Regions from separate parts of the Homo sapiens genome. Here all the other regions are linked to region 1. Evidence: chromatin contacts called from ENCODE Hi-C or POLR2A ChIA-PET data. All regions are on one chromosome and are shown on one strand. The core of a region is the stretch at or near the end of the contact, and the rest is flanking DNA. Distances in the headings are between cores, read along the strand shown. Region 1 holds the start of MATR3 (matrin 3). Region 2 holds the start of NDUFA2 (NADH:ubiquinone oxidoreductase subunit A2). Region 3 holds the start of FAM13B-AS1 (FAM13B antisense RNA 1). Region 4 holds the start of CDC23 (cell division cycle 23).

Region 1 (3,369 bases), core at 486-2,985:
AAGTACAAAGTAATGTTCTAAGTATATACTGTTAAGTGCAAAGGAAGAAATACAAATTTAAAGCACTTCAACACACATCTGGCTAAATGATCTTTTCCAAATCTTACATAACCAAGAAACTTCATGCAGTATTTTAATGTTGTTTAATTTCGAGTTTGCAAAAACATTCTATTTAAGTGGAAAAGGCATCATCCAGAGCGTTTTTGCAACGAAAATGTCAAGCCTTTCTTGATTTTTAAAACAATACTGTGAAAAACGTCGATAGACTGCGTAGATGACTGAGCCATTAGTAAAGAAATGTTTTTAAAGGGAAATTTTAAACATTTATTAAAATAGCCTGAAACATCATTTTTGTCCGCATAGTCAACTGTTTAGATTTCCCTGGGAGAAAAATGTATTTTACCGACTATTCAGAAATCTTAAGCCAAGGTTTAAAACACAGAACGCAGTACCAATACAAAATCTCGTGACCCCTACCTACGAAATCAACGATTCTTCACATTATTCCAGCGCGCCCGAAAGACTAGCCATTTCAGAACCACCATAACCGTTCTAGAAATATCTGGCTAAAAAACTGTAACTGATCCAATAGGAATATTCCACAGAACAGGGCCACAGAGCAGGATAAACACCTAGGGGATATTCATCCACGGTAAATGCCGAACACAGAACATGGCACAGAGCTCGAAATGCAAAGAACGATGCGGCGACTACACCACGGTACTCCAAAACCCTTTGTCTGGAAACCGGAAGGTCCCACACCACACGATCCTCTCTGGAGGAACCTGGACTAATACTATTTTGATAAAGAGAAAAAGGATGTGAGGTGACTTGACTAAACAAGTGCAAATCACCCGCCTCGCACTGTACTGCAGGCGGCTTGTTCCACGACGCAGTACGAAAAACAAGCGTTAACGTTTCATTTTTCGGCCATTTTTACGCGATGGGGGGCGGGGAGGAATTGTTTCTGATGTCCAGCTAACGCCGCGCGCGCGCGCGCGTGTGGGCCGGGAGTCTTAGGGGGCGCTCTGAGGCGATGGGCAAGGAGCGGCGTGAAGGCCGAGACACCGGGAAAAGAAAGAAACGCTGCTCAAACAAGCAGGCTCTTCAGAGTCTGCGAAATCCTCCATTTTGGGGGAACATTTTCAGAGAAAAAAAGGCGAACGGGTTATTTGGCACTGGCGCTACCCAAGGACTTAGATATCTTAACCATCCTCCTCAAACGGCAAGCCCCCAGTGTACAGTCTGTCCCTCAGGCCTCGAGCGAGCTCCTCCCTCCCCCTCAGCGCCGCGGCCCGCGTGTAACGGGCTAGTCGTCCCGCCCCCGCCCACAACGAGCCCAGGACGCGCAGGAAGCTCGGCCGGTCAGCGCACCTCTTCACCCAAAATCTCCCGCCGCACCCTGGGCCCTTGGCCGGCCGCGTGTTTCCCTCCCGGACCGCTCACCTCCGCCGCCCTAGAAGGCTGGTTGCGCCGCCACTGCGCTCCTAACATGGCGGCCGCCGATCAGGCGGCTCACATACGCAACGCGGAGGGAGGCAGAGCGGGAGCGAGCAAGAAAGGCGCGCCGCCGGCTCCCCGCAGCCCCTGTCGCCGTCGTTGTCCCCTCCCGGCGGACACGGAGAACCCCCAGCCACCCGACCCCGACTCTTACCCGCTTCACGCCTACCTTAGGGAAAGGGAGAGGGAAAAGGAGAGGTACCTCTCTCCCAGCGAGCGGGACGCGGAGACTCCCACAATCCCCCGCAGCAACGGCGCTGGCGAGAAGCGGCGGCAGCGGCTGCAGCCCAAGAACAAACCCACTCTCGCGAGAGAGCTCGCCCCCACCCCCTCGATCTGGTTCGGCGCGCGCCAGGCCCCTCCCCCTACTCAGCGCGCGCACCTCGCTCGTGCACTCGCCTGCGGTCGTTGTTCTTTAATCCCGGAGATCCCTCTCCGTCATCCAGCTGAGGCGGGAAATGGAGGAACAGACGTGGCTTACGAGTTCGAGTCCCATTCCCGAAAAGGCTGTTTGTCAACCTCCTGAATAGCATAATACAAAGTTTAAATAGGGTATGCCTTAGAAGGGATTCGCGAGAGTCCCTGGCTTAGACTCGACTTTTATGCTCTCTGGTTGTTCTGTTTGCCAAGGAATGGTGGAAAGCGCCAGATATTGGGGCCACAAAGGGAAAACGATACCATTTTGGCTGGTTTTTATTTAGGTATGTTTATTTATTTATCATAAATAAACTGTGTTGCTCAGGTTGGAGTGCGCTGGCGTTATCATGGCTCATTGCAGCCTCGAACTCCTATCCTCAAGGGATCCTCCCACCTCAGCCTCCCCAGTAGCTGGGACTACAGGCTCGCACCACCATGGCCAGCTAACTTTTTTATTTTTATTTTTTCCGTAGAGATGGTGTCTCGTTATTTTGCCTAGGCTGGTCTGGAACTCCTTGGCTCAAGCAGTGCTCCCGCCTCCGCCTCTCAGCATTGGATTAAGGGCGTGAGCCTACACGCCCAGCCAGCTGTTTTTTTTGTTTTGTTTTTTGTTTTGAGACGGAGTCTCACTCTGTCACCCAGGCTGGAGTGCAGTGGCGCGATCTCGGCTCACTGCAAACTCCGCCTCCCGGGTTCACGCCATTCTCCTGCCTCAGCCTCCGGAGTAGCTGGGACTACAGGCGCCCGCCACGACGCCTGGCTAATTTCTTTTTGCATTTTTAATAGAGGCGGGGGTTTCACCGTGTTAGCCAGGATGCTCTCGATCTCCTGACCTTGTGATCCGCCCGCCTCGGCCTCCCAAAGTGGCCAGCTGGTTTTTAAAATCAGGAATTCTGTGCAGGAGGGTCGTTGAGGCGGAGGACCGCGAGCCTTTTCCTTCCTAAAGACCACCGCCGCCTTTTGGTGAATTTGACTGAATGCAATACACTCTTGGGACTGAGGTACTGGTTAGGTACCCGGGTTGGAGGGATTTGAGCTCCGGCCTTCAGAGGCTTAAGTAAATTGTTTGGAGACCTAATCTGGCTGCAACTCTCTCCCCAACCATCCTTGCAGAACTCCGCATCTGGAGAGTTGGGAATTTTCCAGCACAGTTAATGATTATAATATGGAGTGCTTTCTATAAGGTGGGCAATGCAATAAGCAGTTTACACATAACCCTACAATAACCTTGAGAGGCGGCTACTGTGGGATACCATTTGGTAGATCACAAAACTGAGACATTAAAAGGTTATGTGATTTGAGGCACGGTAGATCTCGCCTGTAATCCCACCACTTTTGGAGGCCTTGGCGGGTGGATCACTTGAGTTCAAGAGTTCCAGACCAGCCTGGGCATCGTGGCGAAACACCGTCTCTACTAAAATAATAATAATAACACAAAGTTAGCTGGGCGTG
Region 2 (3,369 bases), core at 419-2,918, 1.4 Mb before region 1:
GGCAGAGGTTGCAGTGAGCCAAGATTGCATCACTGCACTCCAGCCTGGGTAACAGTGAGACTCCGTCTCAAAAAAAAAAAAAAAGAAAGAAAAGAAAAGAAAAGAAAAAAAAAAAGAAATGGACTGGAATTGGGGATGTTATCAAAGATGATTTTATCGGGGGCCAGGCACGGTGGCTCACGCCTGTACTCCCACCACTTTGGGAGGCAGAGGCGGGTGGATCACCTGAAGTCGGGATTTCAAGACCAGCCTGATCAACATGGAGAAACCCCATCTCTACTAAAAATACAAAATTAGCCGGGCGTAGTGGAACATGCCTGTAATCCCAGCTACTCGGAAGGCTGAGGCAGGAGAATTGCTTGAACCCGGGAGGCGGAGGTTGTGGTGAGCCGAGATCGCACCACTGCATTCCAGCCTGAGCAACAAGAGCGAAACTCAGTCTCAAAAAAAATAAAAAGATGATTTTACCCTTATTTCCTATGTTTTAATTTGCTATTGGAAGAAGTAATTCCTATATAATGTGTAATTACACAACACGTATAAAAAAAAAAAAAAACTTAACACCTTTCCTGCAGGAATTTCCCTTCTAATACCCTTATGCACTTGGCCTGATCCAGTTAAGGCTCACAGAGATAAAGGGCCAGCGGGTATAATTTTTTACCATCCTTGATGACAAGACATTCAGAATTCTTTCACCATCACCACCACTTTTCTATTCATTGCCCAACTCATTTCCATGGTCCTAGCACAAAATACTCACTGGTGGAAGGAGTGAGGATCATCCACATCGTGGCCATCGGGGGCCAAAGGGTTGGAGAACGGCTCACCTGACAAAAAAAATTGACGTTAATTTAATCAGTCTCTTACGTGTCAGATCCTATGCAAAAATTTGAGATATAGTAGTGAACAATACAGAACAAAAGTTAGAACAGCGACAGTGTCAACACAATGTAATAAGTGCTGAAATAGGAAACTACAAGAAGCTGTGGGAGCACAAAGCAGAGGACCCTAATCCTGCGCTGGAGGATCAGAGAAGACTTCCGGAAGATCACGTCTAAAATACTACGTAAAAGATAAATACGCGCAACCCAGGATTAAGTATGGGGACAGGACTGGGGGAAAGCGATCCACGCACAAAAGCCGCCCATCATCACTTGGAGTAGGAGTGAGGACTGGGGACGGAGTTTGGAGCTGTCGGCCTCACTTAGGACCCTGTGGCTTCTCCGGGCTCAAGCGTCACACATACATACATACACACACACACACACACACACACACACACACACACACCCGGCTTAAGCTCAGAAGCTACAATAATGCGCCAAGTGCCCCAAGTGCCATGGGGAAGAAATAACGGATGGCCTGAGCCTTACTATCTCGCTCCGGCATTTTGTTATCGTTCTTTCGCTGTCACCAACAATCGAGTCTCCAACAGCAACACCGCAGCGACAAGCTCTTTCCCACAGTGCACCTCAGAATCAACCCACACTGCTTTGCGTTCGCAGCCTTTCCGCTTCCTGTTTTTCCCTCCGACCAACCCCGAGCGCAAAGAAATTGACCTCGCAGCGGTCCTACAATACTTTTATATCATTGGCCAAGCTTTACCCCGCCCCTGCCTCATGCAGCCTATGGGCTAGGCTTTAGGGTCCGCGGTTGGTCAGACCGGAGCACTTGGCCTGAAGACCTGGAATTGGCGACTTCGATATTAACAAGGATGGCGGCGGCCGCAGCAAGTCGAGGAGTCGGGGCAAAGCTGGGCCTGCGTGAGATTCGCATCCACTTATGTCAGCGCTCGCCCGGCAGCCAGGGCGTCAGGTGAGGCGCGGCGTGGTGAGGCGGGCGGGCTTCGGGACGCCAGGGTCACGACCTCGACCTCCCTGAAGTTGAGGGAAGCCCCCGCCCACAGCACGCGCGGCGCTCTCTCCGGCCCCGCAGGGACTTCATTGAGAAACGCTACGTGGAGCTGAAGAAGGCGAATCCCGACCTACCCATCCTAATCCGCGAATGCTCCGATGTGCAGCCCAAGCTCTGGGCCCGCTACGGTGAGTGCGGGACGCCAGGGGTCTGGGGCTCCGGTAGGGGAACAAGGGTTTGAGAAGAGAAGGGACCGCCCAAGGTCGTGCAGAAACCCGTGGAGAAACTAGAACTCGGACTTTAGCCTTGCTGTTGATCTTGTTTCCATGAAGAAATTTATATTCGCAGGGTTATATGATGCGTTGTATTCCGGGCAACATAAGTATGCAGGCTGACCGAATCCTGCGTAGGGACCAGGAGCTGACGTTTTTGTAGTTAAGAATGGGCTTCAGACAGGAGAGAAGTTAGTCAATATAGTTTCTCCAAATAACGTGTAGCCAGTGTCAGTCCAGGTAGTGTGTGAGAATCTCAGTAATTTTGCACATAGAGCTGGGCCCTGTGCTGAGTGCTTCCCTGCCTAACTCATTTAATCTTCATTAGTTAGGAGGAAGCGTGTTCTTCTTTTCTCACTGTAGAGATTAGAAAACGGAATCAAAACTTTGTTTTGCACTATTGTTAAACTCTAGCTGCAACTTTAGATGCAGCTAGAGTTTAACAGGATTGAGCCTTTACATTTATTCCCCTTCCTAGAATGCACTTACCCCTCTAAGACTGGCATGGCAATGTATTGCAAAATGAAATTTTCCTATCATGTTGCCTAACACATTGTAGGTATGCAATAAATGTTTATACATACTGAATAACAGGATTTTAATCACAGCTTTTAACTATATGGTGCCCTGGGAATGACGGGAGGAGGTGGAGGAGAGTGACCACCTTAAGCAGATTGGTTCTCAGAGTAGATATCTGTGAGACACAGTAGACATTAGACATGCACTAATAATTGGAGAAGGAAAAAAGCTTCTCCTTCCAAAAGCCAGTAGACTACAGGAGGAGATAGACACGAGTAACTTTAGTGTATTGTGCTGGGTATTATGTTAGATAGCCTATGGGAGCCTAGAGAATGGGTACCCAGCTGGGTGCGGTGGTTCACGCCTGTAATCCCAGCACTTTGGGAGGCTGAAGCAGGTGGATCACCTGAGGTCAGGAGTTCAAGACCAGCCTGGCCAACATGGTAAAACCCCGTCTCTACTAAACATACAAAAATTAGCCGGGTGTGGTGGCGGGCACCTGTAATCCCAGCTACTCAGGAGGCTGAGGCAGGAGAATTGCTTGAACCCAGGAGGTGGAGGTTGCAGTGAGTGGAGATCGTGCCACCACACTCCAGCCTGGGTGACAGAGCGAGACTCCGTCTCAAAAAAAAAAAAAAAAAAAGAGAGAGAATGGGCTCCCAGCTGAGGCTGGACCCATGCAATACATTGCTCACCGTAGTTAATAATAAATGCCTACAGTGCC
Region 3 (3,369 bases), core at 405-2,904, 1.3 Mb after region 1:
GTTTGGAATCAGAGTATGGGCCTTTGTATGCTCTTAACGGAGATCCAGAATTTAGGTTTGCTAGGATATAAACTCCACGAAGGCAGGGATTTACTGACGTATCTTAAGAGACTAGAACATAGTAAGCATTCACTAAGTATCTGTTGAATGAGTGAGTGAATCTGAATTAAGATTTAACTGCCCTGAGAGTAAGTGTTGGTTCTGGTCATTAGAATCAGTTGCCTCGTTCCTGGACAGAGTTCCTGGGAGCCTCATAGAACATTCTTATTCAGATTCTTCTGGTTTTAGACTCTTTGTGGACCCCACCCTTCGGTTATGACAGCATTAACTGGGTATGTGACACTTAGGTTACACATGGTTTACTCTCTCTGATGAAATGTGGGAGACACTGTGGCCTCTGTAGCCCATTTACAGATCATTTCATAGGGTAACTTTATTTTTTTCAAATCTTGTCCCAAGTTCTATGAGGGTTCTTGTTTTACATTTTCCAAGTTACTAACTTCCAGCTCAGGTAGGTAAGGGACAACTGAATTGTGGTGGCTGCTATTTTTTGTGCAGGTGTTGATCTACCGGCTGTCAAGGAGTCCAAATGGAAGATCTCAAAGCCCTTAACAGACTATAACAAAGAAGAGATTGGCTGAATATTCATACCCTTGTGAGTTCAAGGGAGTTGTAGGGATGGTCTGGGTAGCCATGCAAGTTCAGAGAGCTCATTCTTTCTGCCTCCTTTCAGCTCTGCCTCCGCAGCTGGCTGATTTTAGTATACGAAGCTCCCTGTAAGCCCGCAGCCTATCGACTTCCACAGTCCCAGACTAAGGCACCGAAGCCTTACTGTTCTCTCTGGAGTCTAGGTCAGGTCCTGAGGTGAAGGGGTAGGGTGGGGGCGGGCAGGACGCAGGTGCAGCCCCGTGGTCCCGGATCTAACTCACATCTCTGGGAATGGGAACCGAAGTCACCGCTTAGGTCTCCCCCAGCGGTTTTCGGTTCAGGTCTCTGTGCTCCTCACCTGGATATGGGCGCCCTGGGGGCCTGGCTTCCTCCGCAGAGACCAGAAGCGATCTCTGTGTTCCGGATTTTCCCTTTATCTTTCCTCTCCCCAGTGTCCTCTCTGTTTCCCAACCTCCCCATACCGAGGACCCCACAACCCGCCCCGGGATGGCGCCTGGCTGCTCGCACCCTAATTCAGGACCCCAATTGGTGGGAGAGGAACCGCGGTCCTCAAGCTTGCAGGACACAGGGCCGCTGCCCGGAATGCTGTGGGGGTGGGGACCCTCGCCGCCCCGCCCCCACCAGCGGCCTGCCCCGCCCCCTCCCACGCACGTCACGTCCGGCCCGGCCTCCGCCCGCCAGCCGCTCTCCTCCCGCTCGCCGTTAGGGAGGCTCTGCACCTCAGCCGCCGCCTCTGTCGCCACTCTCTCCCCCTGTTCCGCGTCTGCGTCGCCACCACCGCCGGGGGTATCCGGGGGGTCGCTTACCGGGCTGGCCCCGCGCCACAGCCGTAGCTTTAACCTCCCGTCAGCGGCCGCCCCAGGAAGAGGCTTCTCGGCCGCGGAGCCACTTGGGGCCTCAGTTCTCGCCCTCTTGCCGTCGCCGCGGGTCCTGGAGAAGCGGCCGCGGCCAGGGAACGGGGCATCGCGGTTCCAACGGTAGGTAAACGGGCGGGTACCCGGATCTGCGCATGCGCGGGTTGCAGGTCGCCGCGGCCCTTCCCCTCCTGTTGCCCCCCAGCGCCGCCTGCCACCCGCGCCTGCTCTCGGGCGTTGCGTTTCGGGATGTGGAGGACTCTAGCAGGTGGGGCGTTCCGTGGAGAGGGCCCCCTTTCCGCTGGAGAAAGAGGAAGATGAAGCCGTGTCCCTGGCTGCCGGGGGGTGTGGCAGCCTTGGATTTGCAGCGGCTGCAGTGCAGTTGAGCGGGCGTGCCCCTCACCTCCAGCCCCTCCAGAGTAGATGGCGCGACACCCCACGTTTCTTTGCTGACCTCTCCTGCCCGCTGGCGCTGCGCCTCTTCCCCGCCCACTTCCTTCATGCTGGGCAGTGAAGTTGATGTAGAAGAAAAAGGAGTGTGTTTTATTCTGGGCTCAACTGCGCCCCTTTTTAAGGTCACGTGAGATGAGTGGTTGCGGACTTCCTTAAATCGCTCAGAGAATATAGCCAAAATTGGGCTGTTGGTGCACTGGGGCCTTGTCTAGAATGCGCTCTGCATAGGCCAGGCTGGAGGGGGACACTTTGTATAGCATTAGGGTTCGCGTGGCACGCCTGGTTTCCTAGATGAGGTTGTAGGAATCGGTTGGCACATTTGCGCAGTGGGAAACTGTTAAGCCCTTTTTGTTTGTAATCAGTTAAAATCAAACTGACTTTTAGAAAGACGGTGGATTATTTCATTTGGTTCCCCGTTTCGCCTTCTAATCAGTGAAAAAAGTTGGGCATTTACTTTGAAGGATCTGATAATCTAAAATGGTAGCCAGAATCATTACCAGTAGTAATGCAGACTATTAACATTAACTGGGGTGCACCTGTTTAGAGAGACAGACATTAAAGGGTGGTTTTGAATTATTTGTCTTTTTAGAGCTGGGTTAGTGTGAGGCTATTTTCAACCTTCCTTTTTTGGTAACCTTGAAATGCTTGTTGGCCTGGTTTTCTCACAGGTACTGTGCATTTACTAAGTGCTTGTTGATGGAATTGAATGGACTGATAATTATTTGTATATCCATTGGGAGCGCCTTCTTACTTTTTTTTTTTTTTCCTTGAGACAGTTTCGCTCTGTCGTACAGGCTGGAGTGCAGTGGAGCGATCTCGGTTCACTGCAACCTCCTCCTCCCGGATTCAAGCGATTCTCCTGCCTCAGCCTCCTGAGTAGCTGGGACTACAGGCGCCCGCCACCACGCCTGACTAATTTTTGTATTTTTGGTAGAGATCAGATTTCACTAAGTTGGCCAGGCTGGTCTTGAACTGACCTCAAGTGATCCGCCTGCCTCAGCCTCCCAGAGTTCTGGGATTACAGGCGTGAGTCACCGTGCCTTGCCCCCTTCTTACTTTTTTAATCCGTGCTGCTTTTAAAATTGGAGTAATAGTTTCTCCAGTTTAATTTTATTACTAATTTAGACACGTGTGTGACACAGCTTAAGTTCTTGGAAAATGTAGAAGGGCATATTGCAGTGGCATAATTCATTGGGTGGTGTAAATGTTAGTTTTTTTTATTAGAATGTCATTGTTTTAGGAGAGAAAATGGCTGAAATGAATCTGTTGACTTGTCAGTGTTTCCCCACCAATAAAATAACTGCTTTTATAATCAGTTATGAATAACCTCAATCCATCGCTGCATAGCTCCTCCATCATCGTATTCAAATTTTAAATTTGGGGACTATAATAG
Region 4 (3,369 bases), core at 544-3,043, 1.1 Mb after region 1:
ATTCTGTCCCTACGAAAATTACAAAAAAAAAAAAAATTAGCTGGGTGTCGTGACACACACCTGTGGTCCCAGCTACTTGGGAGGCTGAGGCGGCAGGATCACTGGAGCCCAGGAGTTTGAGGATGCAGTGAGCCTTGATCGGGCCGCGGCCACTCCAGCCTGGATGACAGAACGAGACCTTCTTTCTTTTTTTTTTTTTTGAGACAGAGTCTCGTTCTGTCGCCCAGGCTGGAGTGCAGTGGCGCGATCTCTGCTCACTGCAAGCTCCGCCTCCCAGGTTCACGCCATTCTGTCTCAGCTTCCAGAGTAGCTGGGACTACAGGTGCCTGCCACCACGCCCGGCTAATTTTTTTTTTTTTTGTATTTTTAGTAGAGACAGGGGTTTCACCGTGTTAGCCAAGATGGTCTTGATCTCCTGACCTCGTGATCCGCCCGCCTTCGCCTCGCAAAGTGCTGGGATTACCGGCGTGAGCCACCGCGCCCGGCCGAGACCCTTTCTTAAAATAAATAAAATAATAAAATAACAATTTAAAAATAGATAACTTCTATATAACACCCAGTGAATGACAAAATGGTTTCAAAAAAAATTCCCGAGGGGTTGGTAAGATAGTATACTACTATGAAAGGATAAAAACCAAAAAACGCCGAAAATGTTCATGTAATGTTTAAGAACATTGGGCTTTGGAGTAAAATCTGGTTTATAGTCTAGACTCTCTCCTTGGAAGAGTGATAGAACTTCTCTGAGCTTCCGTTTTTTCTTTTTTTTCTTTTCTGGTTTTGTTTTTTTTTTTTTTTTTTTTTGACGGAGTCTCGCTCTGTCGCCCAGGCTGGAGTGCAATGGCACGATCTCGGCTCATTGCAACCTCCGCCTCCCAGGTTCAAGCGATTCTCCTGCCTCAGCCTGCCGAGTAGCTGGGACTACAGACACGTGCCACCACGCCCGGCTAATTTTTATGTATTTTTAGTAGAGACGGGGTTTCACCGTGTTGGCCAGGATGGTCTCGATCTCCTGACCTCGTGATCCGCCCGCCTCGGCCTCCCACAGTGTTGGATTACAGGCTTGAGCCACCGCGCCTGGCCGAGCTTCCGTTTTTCTTTCTATAAAATTGGGATGATACGAATATCATAGTGCTGTTTTTAGGATTAAACCAGATTATAGTTGTAAAAGAGCAGAACCTGTTGTAGGATAAACCCTCAATAAATGTGAAATGTTAACAATTATTGTTAAATAAATGTTACAGAACAATGCTCTCACCCCCACCTCCCCGGGCTACCCGGGGTAAGAAAGGGTAGACAAAGAGGAAAAATCCTCCACATGGGGCGATACATCCTCCTATTTTAAGGAAGAATCCAGAGGCTACCATGCATCTTTCCTAGCATATACATCACTTTGTCATTATCTGGTACAGAGTCGGCCCTGAAACTACACCCTTTCTATTTTTCATCCAATCACATCACCCGTGAAAGGCACTCTCCCTTCTCCACCCTTTCTTGCCCCTACTCCCACCCCTAGCTTCCCAGTTTACTTTTCCCAGTCACTCATTCCCCTCTTCCCCGCCCCGCCCAGAGGTCGTGGCTTCTCCCTCGCCCCGCCTATTTTCTAATTTTCCCGCCTCAGTAGCTCTTGGCCATTTGGGGATGTAGTTGTTTCTTTTCCCCCGCCTCTTCGTGACGTTTCAGAAATAAGACCTATGATTGGTTTTTCCGGAGCAAGAGCCGGCCAATGACAGGCAGATATTTTTGGTGCAGATGGGCAGCCAGTATTATCGCCGATGATTGGCTGGAGTGGCCCGAGTCGGGAAAATGGCTGCGAGTACCTCCATGGTCCCGGTGGCTGTGACGGCGGCAGTGGCGCCTGTCCTGTCCATAAACAGCGATTTCTCAGATTTGCGGGAAATTAAAAAGCAACTGCTGCTTATTGCGGGCCTTACCCGGGAGCGGGGCCTACTACACAGTAGCAAATGGTGAGATGTTGGAGTGGGAAGGGACGGGGCTTGGATCCTTGGCCTTGGGGGGCTTGTCGAGCTGATCTAGTTTGTGTGGGTGTTCCAGGTCGGCGGAGTTGGCTTTCTCTCTCCCTGCATTGCCTCTGGCCGAGCTGCAACCGCCTCCGCCTATTACAGAGGTAAGGACATGTTTACAGTGAGCGCTCCCCATCAACCCAGGGGTGTGCCTCAAGAGCCACTGAGTGCCCTGTCACTGGAGGAGAGCAAACTGCTTAGCAGAAATGTTTGTAGAGGGAATTCAGGCATTCAAAGAGCTGAGTGTTTTAAATGATTTTATCCATTTAGTTTTCTTGAGCTTTGAAAGACTTGGTGGTGCTCTTATTTAAAGCTGGGGAGAATTAGTAAACAATTACTGCTTATGATTTCAGCCTTTTAGGGCTTATAGCCAAACCTAGACATAAGAGTGCCTCATAATAGTAAATATTATTATAAGGAATTATTATAAGGATATCTCATAATAAATACCCAAAAGGATGAGAAGAATCAAAAGTTTTGGTCTGGCGCGGTGGCTCACGCCTGTAATCCCAACACTTTAGGAGGCCGAGGTGGGCGGATCACGAGGTTAGGAGTTCGAGACCAGCTTGGCCAACACGGTGAAACCCCGTCTCTAGTAAAAATACAAAATTAGCCGGACATGGTGGCGCGCGCCTGTAATCCCAGTTACTCGGGAGGCTGAGACAGGAGAATCGCTTAAACCCGGGAGGCGAAGGTTGCAGTGAGCTGAGATCGCGCCATTGCACTCCAGCCCGAGGGCAGAGCGGGACACTGTCTCAAAATAAATAATAAATAAATAAAGTTTTTACAATACCTACACTGTTGTCTGATCAGCATAGCAAATAATGGTTAAGTTTGGGTGCTGGATTGAGACGACTCTGGGTTCAAATGACCTTTGGCAACTTAACCTTCTGAGCCAGTTTCCTCATCTGTGCAGTGACGATAGTAATAGTATCTACTCAATGGGGATATTGAGAGAAGTCAATGAGATAATAATATAGACCGCTTAGAAGTGTGCCTGGTGCTTGCATCTATATTTCGGTCAAGTTCTTTATTAGCAGCACCAATGTGGGCAAATGATTTCTAAGTGACAGCCTTCTCATCTATAGATAATGTTAATAATTGCTGCATTTTCAAGAAGATTAAATAAAGCAATAAGGGTAAAGCATACGGTATACTCTTAGGTAAATTTTTTGAGTCAATGCAGTTTATATTTGTCTCATTAGCTTTTACTCTTGTGCCCACTTTCATAATGCCTAGGCCCATCGTTGGTCCTGAATAGGATAAATAATTGTTTTTGTTGTTTAAATTTTAGATTCAGGGGTTACTTGTGCAGATTTGCTACATGGATATATTGTGTGATTCTGAG

The links. Hi-C counts contacts between places; a loop is a spot of excess contacts on that map. ChIA-PET counts read pairs that join two places held with the same protein, here RNA polymerase II (POLR2A). Pooled maps may share reads with other maps.
Region 2: a loop to region 1 is called in a pooled map, with 4 times the contacts of the local background. The contact joins the promoter of NDUFA2 here to the promoter of MATR3 in region 1. A Hi-C loop is called at or near these places in 1 of 168 maps with a recorded cell type or tissue (breast epithelium) and 4 of 50 pooled maps. POLR2A ChIA-PET finds 5 or more read pairs at or near these places in 3 of 52 experiments (B cell, CD4-positive, alpha-beta T cell and T-cell).
Region 3: a loop to region 1 is called in a pooled map, with 9 times the contacts of the local background. The contact joins the promoter of FAM13B-AS1 here to the promoter of MATR3 in region 1. A Hi-C loop is called at or near these places in 1 of 37 single-sample maps with no recorded cell type and 8 of 50 pooled maps. POLR2A ChIA-PET finds 5 or more read pairs at or near these places in 1 of 52 experiments (Caco-2).
Region 4: a loop to region 1 is called in a pooled map, with 8 times the contacts of the local background. The contact joins the promoter of CDC23 here to the promoter of MATR3 in region 1. A Hi-C loop is called at or near these places in 7 of 50 pooled maps. POLR2A ChIA-PET finds 5 or more read pairs at or near these places in 2 of 52 experiments (H1 and activated B cell).

What each region holds. Positions count from the first base shown.
Region 1 is chr5:139,292,106-139,295,474 of GRCh38, reverse strand. It overlaps MATR3 (matrin 3), which reads right to left and starts at 1,735. Exons shown (of 15, transcript NM_018834.6): 1 at 1,670-1,735. LOC124901081 (a long non-coding RNA gene) reads left to right here and starts at 1,918. Exons shown (of 4, transcript XR_007058956.1): 1 at 1,918-2,201. RefSeq lists enhancers at 257-959, 960-1,663.
Region 2 is chr5:140,645,929-140,649,297 of GRCh38, reverse strand. It overlaps NDUFA2 (NADH:ubiquinone oxidoreductase subunit A2), which reads left to right and starts at 1,668. Exons shown (of 3, transcript NM_002488.5): 1 at 1,668-1,815; 2 at 1,936-2,042. The coding sequence starts at 1,715. IK (IK cytokine) reads right to left here and starts at 1,469. Exons shown (of 20, transcript NM_006083.4): 1 at 1,374-1,469; 2 at 761-827. The coding sequence starts at 1,389. MIR3655 (microRNA 3655) reads right to left here and starts at 1,454; the gene lies at 1,372-1,454. It also overlaps a transcript of TMCO6 not described here. RefSeq lists enhancers at 1,395-1,930, 1,671-2,090.
Region 3 is chr5:138,031,059-138,034,427 of GRCh38, reverse strand. FAM13B-AS1 (FAM13B antisense RNA 1) reads right to left here and starts at 1,654. Exons shown (of 2, transcript NR_037900.2): 1 at 1,476-1,654. It overlaps FAM13B (family with sequence similarity 13 member B), which reads left to right and starts at 1,349. Exons shown (of 24, transcript NM_001385994.1): 1 at 1,349-1,646. LOC124901077 (a long non-coding RNA gene) reads right to left here and starts at 1,289. Exons shown (of 2, transcript XR_007058952.1): 1 at 1,177-1,289; 2 at 1-933. RefSeq lists silencers at 1,641-1,690, 1,701-1,770 and enhancers at 1,277-2,160, 2,261-2,320.
Region 4 is chr5:138,211,747-138,215,115 of GRCh38, reverse strand. It overlaps CDC23 (cell division cycle 23), which reads left to right and starts at 1,793. Exons shown (of 16, transcript NM_004661.4): 1 at 1,793-1,964; 2 at 2,053-2,125. The coding sequence starts at 1,804. RefSeq lists an enhancer at 1,482-1,776.